Regions from separate parts of the Homo sapiens genome. Here region 1 is linked to region 2. Evidence: chromatin loops called from intact Hi-C (ENCODE). Cell type or tissue: chondrocyte. All regions are shown on one strand. Each heading gives the region's core, and the rest is flanking DNA. Links, peaks and the distances in the headings are about the cores only.

Evidence for each region. Peaks named below come from ENCODE experiments on the same cell type or tissue, not always from the same donor. Only the 100,000 strongest peaks of a DNase experiment are listed, where the experiment ranks them.
Region 1: a loop joins it to region 2, with 2.9 times the contacts of the local background. A loop is called at or near these places in 40 of 110 quality-filtered maps.

What each region holds. Positions count from the first base shown.
Region 1 is chr13:91,395,909-91,401,292 of GRCh38, reverse strand. GPC5 (glypican 5) reads right to left here and starts at 2,672. Exons shown (of 8, transcript NM_004466.6): 1 at 2,084-2,672. The coding sequence starts at 2,246. It overlaps LOC124903189 (a long non-coding RNA gene), which reads right to left and starts at 4,416. Exons shown (of 2, transcript XR_007063831.1): 1 at 4,132-4,416; 2 at 3,705-3,947. RefSeq lists silencers at 2,588-2,857, 2,564-2,858. In chondrocyte, for the core only: no CTCF peak of the experiment used is centred there; DNase peaks (open chromatin) are centred at 2,092 and 2,609.
Region 2 is chr13:91,719,471-91,724,854 of GRCh38, reverse strand. The region is part of intron 3 of GPC5 (glypican 5); the gene reads right to left. Among named protein-coding and RNA genes, the nearest start is that of GPC5, 320 kb to the right of the region's middle. In chondrocyte, for the core only: CTCF peaks have their summits at 2,182 and 2,384 (motif pointing right); no DNase peak of the experiment used is centred there.

The DNA of each region.
Region 1 (5,384 bases), core at 87-5,086, 320 kb after region 2:
GAGATGAGAGGAATCAGTGTTTAAAAAAGTTTAATATTTTGCTGAATTATTTGTAAAAGAATGACCAACAATACAGACACAAAACTTCAGAATTATATCAAATTCCTATATGAATGCCTTTTTTGGGGGGTGGATCTAAATCAGCATAGCACTTTTGTGTGACTTTTTCTTAGTGAAAATATTAAAGGAACTTAGCATTTCTTTTCACCAGTACCACTGATGTCTCTAAGCCTCTTCTGTGAGTGCTCCCGTGATTCCTCCATCACCTTCAGCCACAGATTTAAAAAATCTACTAGCAATGGGGAAACAATCCAGAGTGACTTAGAAAAGAAAGATTCCTTGTCGTCATGGAACTTTTTTGTGTGTCATGTGTATCAAATGCAAATAATTACAGTCATTTCCCTCTCCTTAGGACAGAGCTTTAGTTTTCCCTGACATCCTGGTAAGACACTGTCTCAGTGACTGATACTCTGGAAAGTTCATCTTTAAAAGAGATGAACACCCAATCAATGTGTTGCATTCAGCAGATACCAGAAATACTGAGATACCAGAGTGGAGTGAAATCAGGGCCTTACTGGGGAGAAGGGGCTGGCCATCAACATTCGGTGAACATAGCAGGCAAAGTTACCATATTTGGGGACTAAAAATCTAATAATTCAGGTAAAGATCTCACATCATAACACCCTCACCACCCACACGCACAAACTCACTTTAGTTTTATCAGCAGCCAATAAAGTGAGATTTATTTCCTAATGAAAAGAATGCACTAAGAAAAATACAGATCTATAAGGCGATATTTTATTTGGGGATAGAAGAATCGCCCTAAACTGAGAATGTCAACTTTGTTTCAAGTAATACAGAAAAAGCACCTAGTACCAAACAGGTATACAAAGAAATAGCTGGGTTTAAGACTGGTCATGTAAACTCAAATGGAGTCAGTGTTCCCGAATGCCTAGATTTTCTTTCTGGGATGACTTAAAATTGAGCAAAGCAATCAAGAAAAGCGGCTACAGCTCACACTTCCTCATTGCTACAAGCAAGTCCCCCAACCCTGGAAACTCGGGACTTTAGACTTAAGCGTCCTCCACAAGTTCTTTGTTCAACCAGTAACCTCACAGATTCGTCTGTGTTGGCTTCATAGTCACAGCTAAAGGGGTGCATGGCTCTAGTGAGATCTTACTTAGCTCTAGACACCTGCTATTGCGTTTGACAGCTATGACCTATTCTTCCAGACAGAACCTACACTGGAACTCCCACCAGCAGAAGGAAATTGGTGCGGTGGAAACGGGGAGCAGGGTTCGAAAGCACAGGCAAAAGGCGCTCACAGGAAGCAAGATCCACGCTGGCCACACAAACTGTATCTTTCCCTTTGGAACGCTGGTACATCTCATCCATGTCAAGTGACTCCCCAGTACGTTCGGTTTGATCGCCTGTTGCCCTAACACTTTTCAGGCTAAAAACTACCTTGGTGCTGGGAGACACACTGGGTGGTTGGGTTTCCTCCAAGCAGGGCTTGATACGAGGGCACAGAAGGGCAGCTAAGGGTCACGTCTCTGGGTGCACAGGGTCCAAGTCCTAATTACAGAGGAGACCGGCTGCCCTTGTCTGTGCCCCATTCTCCAGCAAAGGGGTATATCGCAGGTTTGTGATTTTTAGTACCAAACTTGGGGCGATCAATTCAATTCCCTCCACCTTATGAGAAAGCAGTAAACCGAAATCCCCGGTGGGGCACTGGGGAAATTCCTACTCGGAAGAGAAACGGAGTTAGACTGCGTGTCCCCCACGCCCTGATGTCTGCTTTCCTGGTTCCTTCCAACTCATCCTCCAAGACGAAGGGAGCCGGGCGGGAAGCAGATGCCCAGAACGGGGATTCGTCGCAGGCTTGGTTAGGGGTCCCCAGAGCTGCGCTGCGCTGCACTCAGGCTACCCGCACCAAGCATCCCCGGAAGCCTCCCCGGGATTCACCCTGCGCGGCTGCAGGGCCCGAAAGGTCATCTTCCCACGAGTGCCACCAAGGGAGCCTGGGGGAGCGAAGGCCGGGCTCGGACGCCGCCAGTCCAGAGACCCCCTCATTGCCCCTTACCTGCCCGCGGCGAATCCGGCAGCCCCCTGACAGCTCCCAGCAGCCGCCACTGGAAAAGTTTCCGAACTTCTTCGCAGGTCTGCACGCCCTCGCTGCGGGCGGACCCAACCAGGGCCAGAAGGAGGAGGCAGCGAAAGCCCACGGGCCAGGTCTGTGCGTCCATCCTCGCCGTCCTGGTCCCCTTTACCCGCCAGTGGACCCCACTCGCCCTGCGCGCCCTGGCTGAGCTGCAGACGTGGAAGACACAGCGGCCGAGGCTCTCGAGCGGTGCGAGCCGGCTGCGGGGTGTACGGACCGCCCGCGGGCACCGGCTTCACCTGGGAGCAGTTAGCTCTTCCCGGAGGAGGCCCTAAGCTGAGACACCAGAGTTTTCCAGCTGAGCACCCTCTGGTCTTCTTCCCTAGCCGAGAAGAGTGGGCGGCTGGGCGGGGCGAAGAAAACTAGTGGAGCCGCAGGGAGCCCGCAAGCATCCGCTCTGGCCACCACTGCTGCAACTGCTGCCGCTGCCGCCACTGCCGCCACTGCCGCCACTGCCGCCGCCGCCGCCGCCTCCGCCGCCCGGCTCGGCTCGCAGCAGCTAACCTGGGATGTGCCCGCTCGCTGCGCTCCGCGGAAGCCCCGCCCCGCACTCCCCGCCCCGCGGACAGGCCACGCCCCTGCCACGCCCCCGGCGCGCTGTCCCGCTCCGCACCCACTAAGATGCTGTCATACGCGGCCCAGTGCTGAAGACTCGGAGCGACATCGATGCAAATAAATAGAAGGAAACCCGGACCTCGCTCTCCCAGTCCGTTCTGGGGAAGAATCATCTGATAAAAACAGAGAATGTATAAATAGGGTCAGAGAAGACAAGAGATGAGAAACACCAACTGGAACTAAGAAATATCTCATCTATGTAATCAAGGTCCTCAGTACATAGGAATTTGTATTCTAATTGCATTAAATAGGATCTGGACATAATACAAAAGGCAAAAACTATTTACGGTTAAAGATCTCAATTGAGAGACTTCATAACACTTAGGTTGTTAAAGAGTGCACATGAGAAGTTATTTTTTAAAATGGCTTTGTTTTACTGCTTAGGAACATTTTTCTATAACATGATTTTCTGAAAGGAGGTATAAGAATTACAATCAAACTTTATCACATTCTTATCACAATGAAATCTAGTTTTAAGTCTCTTATCACCATTTAGCATCATATTTTACTTCAGCACTTTGTATTTGTGGGGCTCCTCTGAGCTTTACCACTTCTGGAATTTCTTTAAAATATTTTTCAGAGAGCAATTAAGTTAAGAGTGCTCAGGGGAGTTCCTTACAAGGAATATAGAAAAATAAATACTTTAAGCAATTTTAAAATGGCAAAGGAATTTTGTCAATTTACAGTTTATGAGAGGAATGCATTACGCACCATAAACCAAAGGGCAGGTGCATTTTTTAAATGTGGTTGACTCAACAACTAAGCCTGTAAGAGTGTCTCAATCTACAGCCACTTGAAGAGAGTACTCCTTCTGTAAAATAAACTAGTTAAAAGCATCAGGCAGAGGGGACAATGAATGCTTTAACCACTTTAAGGAATTTCATCTCAAATTTGAACCCTTACCAAGAGATAGTAGTGAAAAACTTTATGTCTTAGTGAAGATTTTTAATGAACATTTAATATCAAAGGCAGCACTTTCAGCAGTATATCACTTGCTTTAAAACCATTCCAGGGCAATGGCTGAAACACTGCTTCAGAGTGAAATCATGCTACTTGGTGTTTGGCATCAGTTTTCTGAATATGAGATTTTGTTTCAAAGGGCAGTGCTCTTCATGAATCTCTTCTGCTCTAACCACCAAGTATGGAAAGATTGTCTGGAAGCCACCTATATCTATGAAAAGAAACAAGAAAAACCATGAGAATGTATATAGTGCTTATGGGCCAGATAATATTCTAAGTATTTTATGGAAATGAATTCACTCATGTAATCTTTATAACAACCTTATAAAGTAGTTACTACTATTATCATTGTTTTACAGATGAGGAAACAGGAACACAGAGGTGAAGTGACTTACTGAATGCCTAAGGTAAGTGACAAAGCCAGAAATCAAACTGAGGCTTCCAAATCCAGACCGCATGCTCTTCTCCAGAGGCTCTCCTTGACTATTCTGTGGTACAGAAAAACCCATCAGGTTTCACCAAAGGCCTTTGGGCAGCAACACCAAGGGCTGTTTATTCATTTAGCAGATTTTTTACTAGTAAATATGCATAATTTCTATCTATATAACTGTATTCTACTGGAATTATGTGTATCTCTATATAAGGCTAATAAATTCCCAAGTTTTTCTAAAACATCTTTATTGTTACCAAGATCTCTCCTTGATAGATTTGATCATCTTAGACTCTTAGCATCAAAAAGATCCTTAAATTACCATCTATCCCATTAACTGGAATCTCTAAAACGGTGTGTCTTGCAAGGATAAAAATCATAAACACAACTGAGTATTGATGGTTCAGTAAAAGCTAATTGACTAATACATATTGGTTGAAAACATACAATTTTTTTAACCGCTATTCTAGGCTTAACAGGAGTTTAAAGAGACACACAAGCAAGTTTTCTCAGTGATTTTATAAGTTAACAAAACAGGTGGGAGGTCATTTATAGAAATGCCATAGGAACTAACAAGAATATATTTAGTCTGTATAAAATATCCCCATTAACAAAAAATAAATATATTTTCCTTCTACCTCTTATCCATAACTGCTAGCAAAGTGGATGAGCCAGCATGTGGCCTGGAAGGGCATCTTGTCCTATTAGCATCCCTAAGCCCACCACGCAAGGCAACAGTATGCCTGCTACTGAAGCTACCAAGCTTCAAGACAAGTTTTCTAGTTCCACCCAGAACACAATGCCACGATCCCTTTTATAAGAACATTCTAGAGCAACCTCTGCAAATTATACCATAACTAGCCTTTTATTCAATTTACTGGTAAACATTACAAATGAAGCTAGGGAAAACTGTCCATAATTTGATAGTTATAATGCCTTATTTTACAAAATGTATTTAAAAAATGTATTGAATGTCTTTTATATAATAGGCATTGCGCTTTGCTTTCAAAATACCAATACCCTTGGATAGGAGAATCCTTAAATGGTCATTATTTAAAATACAGCTTAGTAATATTCTAAATCCAAAACTTCCCTGATACTTTCTATGTAACTGTTTATATGTTTATAGTTTGTCAACTTAGGACCTTGTAAAGAGAAATAAAAAACCTCGGCCGGGTGCGGTGGTTCACGCCTGTAATCCCAGCACTTTGGGAGGCT
Region 2 (5,384 bases), core at 300-5,299:
GACAGGATCTCACTCTGTCGCCCAGGCTGGAGTGCAGTGCCATGATCATGACTCACTGCAGCCTTGACCTCCCTGGCTCAAGCAATCCTCCCACCTTGGCCTTACAGAGTAGCTGGACTATAGGCGCATGCCACCATGCCTGGCTTATTTTTTATCCTTTTATTTTTTTGTAGAGATGGGATCTCACTATGTTGCCAGGGCTGGTCTCAAACCCCTGGCCTCAAGTGATCCTCCCACCTCAGCCTCCCAAAATGCTGGAATTACAGGCATGAGACACCGTGCCTACCCCATAGTCTCCATTTCTTTTGCAATGGTACTTCCTTAATGTTTATTAATAATAATACAAGTTGAAAAGCAAAAATGTTTAGAATATTACAAATTGAAAAGGAAATTACAAATTGAAAAAAAAAAGGAGGTAGTTCGAGTGATTATTAAGCACACTGGGTTAGAGGAGGAGGCACAGGCTCACTTCACAGTCCCTTGGATGTCAGGGTAACTGATTGCTTTGCTTCAGGCCACATCTGGGATGCTTGGTGTTAACAGAGAGGCGGTTAATAGATTACATAAGGCATGAGTCTGCATGTATCCTTGATAATAATAATGATACATAAATAAAATAAGAAACAAAGTAGTTTGTGGACACATGTGCTGTGCTCCATTATATTAAATAACTCATATCATTATATTAAAAGCTAATTTTAAACTGTCCAGAGGAACTATGCTATTGGTAATTTTTTCTGTTATAACAACAAATTTGAGTTTATTTTCTCATGTTCAGTTCCCTTATGATTCTGAGAACTAGTTTCTAAAATTGCTGGCTGATTTTAGGGGTAAAATCTGTTCCCACAAATCTGTTCTTCTCAGTGTTGGAGAAGCTAATTCTTCAACACAGAGAGAAAGTCCACGATTTTAGTTTTATTTCAATGAGAACAAATTTAGGAAGGTAGTAAGTTGGGCCAGGTCACTATGGGGGCAGAGGTAATGTCCCAGATACATTAGATTTGGATTTTATTTTTCAGACTATTGTACTATATTAATAACTAATGGGCAAGGGAACAGAATTATCAAAGCCCTGTTTTAGAAAGATCTGCTATAGTCATTGCAATCAACAAAGGGACTATTCCAATAGGTGAGGTAAGAGAATATTGGAATAAACTCAGAACCAGTGAAATCAGAGAGGAAAAGGGAAAGTTCCTTTATGAGTGCAGTGAATGGTATTTGACTAGGGGTTGACTCCCTATATAAGGTAAGAATGAAGAAGTTAAAGCTCTTGGTGGTTTTAAACCTAGTAATCGGGATGATTAAAGAGCCAGACACTGATATATGGAAGTTAGAAGGTAGAACAAATTTAGTTTATGGTGTACCTGTTTTTTTTTTGGAGGGAGAGATTAATTCTCATTTTGAGCTTTAATTGTGAGGTAATTTCTAAAAGACAGCTCTAAATAATAGATTGGAGATCAAAACCAAGTTAATGAATAGAATTGCATGCATAGAGCCAATAGTTAAACCCATGCAAATAGATGAAATCATAAAATGTATATAAAATGTAAATGGCAGAAGGAAAATCTTTCAGATGCAGGAGAAAGAGAACTCGTATAATATACTGTCCCCACCCCACAAAAAAGGAGGAGGAGAAGAGCTTTTACTATGTTGCTACGTTTGTATCAATAGAAATGAAAAAAAAATAAATAAAAATAAGTGATTACAAAATATTATGCCCTAAAACTATGAAACAACTGCCATCCAAATAGTAGATATGCTACATTCAAGGTACAAATAATTCCATAAGCCAGGTACGGAAAACATATAAAAGTTATAACCATAATACCACTTTTAAAACACTAGTACATTCTAGTATTGCAACAAGGAATATTTATAGGAAGTTATAAATTATTAAGACTCCATAAAGCACTGCCTTTAAACAAGCTACCCATAAGGAAAATTCCAAATTTGTACAAGGTGCCCAGTTCTTGGGGAAAACCAAATAAAGTAATGTTAAGGTTAAGTAAGAGAGGAAACACATACTATCTCTGCTTGGCAAGAATTAGAGGTATGTTTATGCTATGGTTAGCAAAGAGTAAAGAAGGTCTTCTGTTTAAAGTGTTTACTTGGAGGCATGGATCCTTTCAGTTTTCCACAAGTTGCTTCTCCACATGGATTTCTGCTAGATATTGTCATAAATTTTCCCATTCTAACTCATATTATATTTTGAATTAAGGAAAAGAATAAGGAGGAAGAGGCAGAGGAAGGGAAAGACAGGGAGAAGCAGAAGCACGTTTTAATAATCTCCTATTGGCCCCACTGTGAAAAGAATCTTGATTCCACGTTGCTATTTTTGCATTCCTATATATTAAACCACCAGAGGGCGCTTCTGCATTTCATTCCTATTCATAATTATTAATTAAACTTACTGTATGGGTCCATTTAAAGCATTTAGTTCAGGCTCTTAAAGGAAAATCCAACTTGTAAGCCCAAGTGACAAGTGCTTAGATATGAGAAATCTTCAGAAAAATCTAGTCTTTTATGGAAAACCACCAGGCTGAGGCTGCAGGGCCAATGTCGTTAAATAAGAAATGGAAAACCAACCCATAATTGTAGACTAATTTGTCCAGACTGAGCTCTCTCAAAGTCAGGAATAGAGATACTGAGAATTGACCAAGGATTTCAATTATTTCCCCTTTTTCTCTTTCTCTCTTTTTCTTTCCTTCCTGATTTCCAGTTTTAAAGATGCCTTTGTTTAAGAAGTTCAAAGACTGAAAGCCAAATCAATTTTTGTTCTTGTTTAGCTGCAGATGACAATGTCAATCAATACACTGAGCCCTCATTATTGGTAGGACATTATTGTAGTAGATGGGAATAGAGCAAGGAACCTTCTCTCTAGGAGCTTATATTCCAGTGAGAAAACTAAAATTATGACATTAAATAGACAACTTTAAGTCTTGATGAATGTTATTTAGTTAAGAATGCATCATTGGTAGTGGAATGGGGTAGAGTGGGGGTGGGGTGCTCCAGCCAGGTGGTCAATTGGTTTAAATACTATTTTCTACTTGTTTGGAAAGTAGTATTTAGGTTATGTTCTGAATAATGTTAACAAACAGCCATGGGAAGATCACAGGGAAAAACTTTATATGCAGAGAGAACAACTCTAAAATAGAAGAGAAAGAAAGGCCACTGAAACTGAAAAATGCCACATAGTACTGGGGAGCCTAGGGGGATGAGGCAAGAGGCAGACTGGCCAGATCATCGGGTAGTTTCCCACATGCTCTGCCAAGGGCTAAATTTGTGTTCTAAGTGGGCTCTGAAGTAACTGGAGAATTTTGAGCATGGCAGTAACATGATCTCTTTTATGTTTCAAAAAAAATATCACACTGGCTGTCATTTGGAGAGATGTATGCACAGGGCATAAGAAAATGGACAAGAGGCTGGGCACGGTGGCTCACGCCTGTAATCACAACACTTTGGGAGGCTGAGGCAGGCAGATCGCATGAGGTCAGGAGTTCGACACCAGCCTGGCCAACACGGTGAAACCCTATCTCTACTAAAAACACAAAAATTAGCCAGGCATGGTGGCAGGCACCTGTAAGTCCAGCTACTCAAGGGGCTGAGACAGGAGAATTGCTTGACCCTGGAAGGTGGAAGCTGCAGTGAGCTGAGATTGCACCATTGCATTCCAGCCTGGGCAACAAGAGTGAAACTCAGTCCCCCCACCCAAAAAAAGAAAGAAAGAAAGAAAGAAAGAAAGAAAGAAAGAAAGAAAGAAAGAAAGAAAGAAAGAAAGAAAGAAAGAAAGGGAAGGAAGGAAGAAAGAAAATGGACAAGATAAAAATAGTGAATCCAGCTATGAAGTTTTGAGTGTGTTTCAGGGGAGAGATGATGTTGCCTTTGCTAAGGGTGGTCTATGAGGACTGAGATCCAGTTGGAAGATCTATCTATCTGGATCTATCTGTCTATCTATCTGGATCTATTTATTGAAGGAGGAGACAGCAGAACTTGAGGGGTGGATTAAACATAGCAAGTGAAAGAAAGACAGATTCATGAATCTCTGGTATCTTTTGTCTGAAGCGACTGGGCACATGAAGGTATCATTAAATGAGATAGAGAAGACTAAAGGAAGAGATTTGGGAAGAAATTAAGTCTCTCTTGGACATATTTGGCTTCCTATGACAATCACTCATCCAAGAGGAGCTGTCCAATATGCTGTTAGTTACCTGAACTGAAAGCTCAAGGGAGAGATCAGGCAAGGTACAAAAATGTGGTTTTCAACAGCAGGCAGTTGGATGAGCATAGGGGAAAGACAGTGCTGAAGACTGATTCTTGGGCATTCCAACATTTAGATGTGGAGACCAAAGGAAGTTGAAAATGATTCTGAGATGAAGCTCAAGGAGAAGTAAGGCAATCTCAGAAGAGTGAGTTATCTCAAACTACAAATGCAGAAAGCATTTATTGTTGTTTTTAAAGATTAAATGATTAAATGTTTCAAAAGCTACTGAAAATGCAAGTAAAATGAAGACTAAAATTCATCATTGGCTCTAATCAGAAGAACACTATCAGTGATTCGTGGAAAGTGTAGTTTCAGCACAGAGTCAGGTAAGAAAGCACAGTGATCAGTGGGGGTGCAAGAGATAAAGATAAATAAGAAATACACAAATCATTCACGGAATTTTGGAGAAGGAAGGCAGATTTATGGGACAAAGCCTAGAGAAGGGATGGAATCTAGTGAGATTCTGTTTTGTTTTGTTTTTTGGGGGGACAGTAGCCATTACCACATGATTATATTTTTAATGTAGAGACCTCGTTTCATATAATTTGATCCAAAATACTTCTATTGCAAAACAAGTGAGACAACATTTTCCATAGTGTGGAAGTGTCAGGGAGACATGCAGTTTAAACATATAACCTGAATTTGACATGCCTTTCTTTATAGCTTTATCCAAGGCTGATTAGAATTGTATTCACCTGCTTTGAAGGTACTAGATCATCTAAATGGAGATTTAGTAAAGAGAGAAATAAGAGAAAAAAAAAATGAGGGAGAAGAGTAAGTACATTGAACATTTCCATAAGATAAAGTGATTTTGGAATTAGAAATAAAGGAGTAGAATATATTTTATTCTAAAATTGGCAAAAACACCCATAAGTCCATCACCCCTTTTTATATTAGCTGTCTTTTTCCAATGAATTTTTACATGACAATTTTATATTCTTCTTTTTCAATTAAAATTGCATTGCAAACAGTTTCCTAAACCATAGATCTATTTTGTGAATATCATGTCAATAACTGAATAAAAGTAAAAATAATGGAGTAAGTTAGCTGGAATGGTAGGAAATAATGACCATAATGTGAGATATCTGACTTGCAGATTTCAGAGATAGTGCAGGTATTGGTG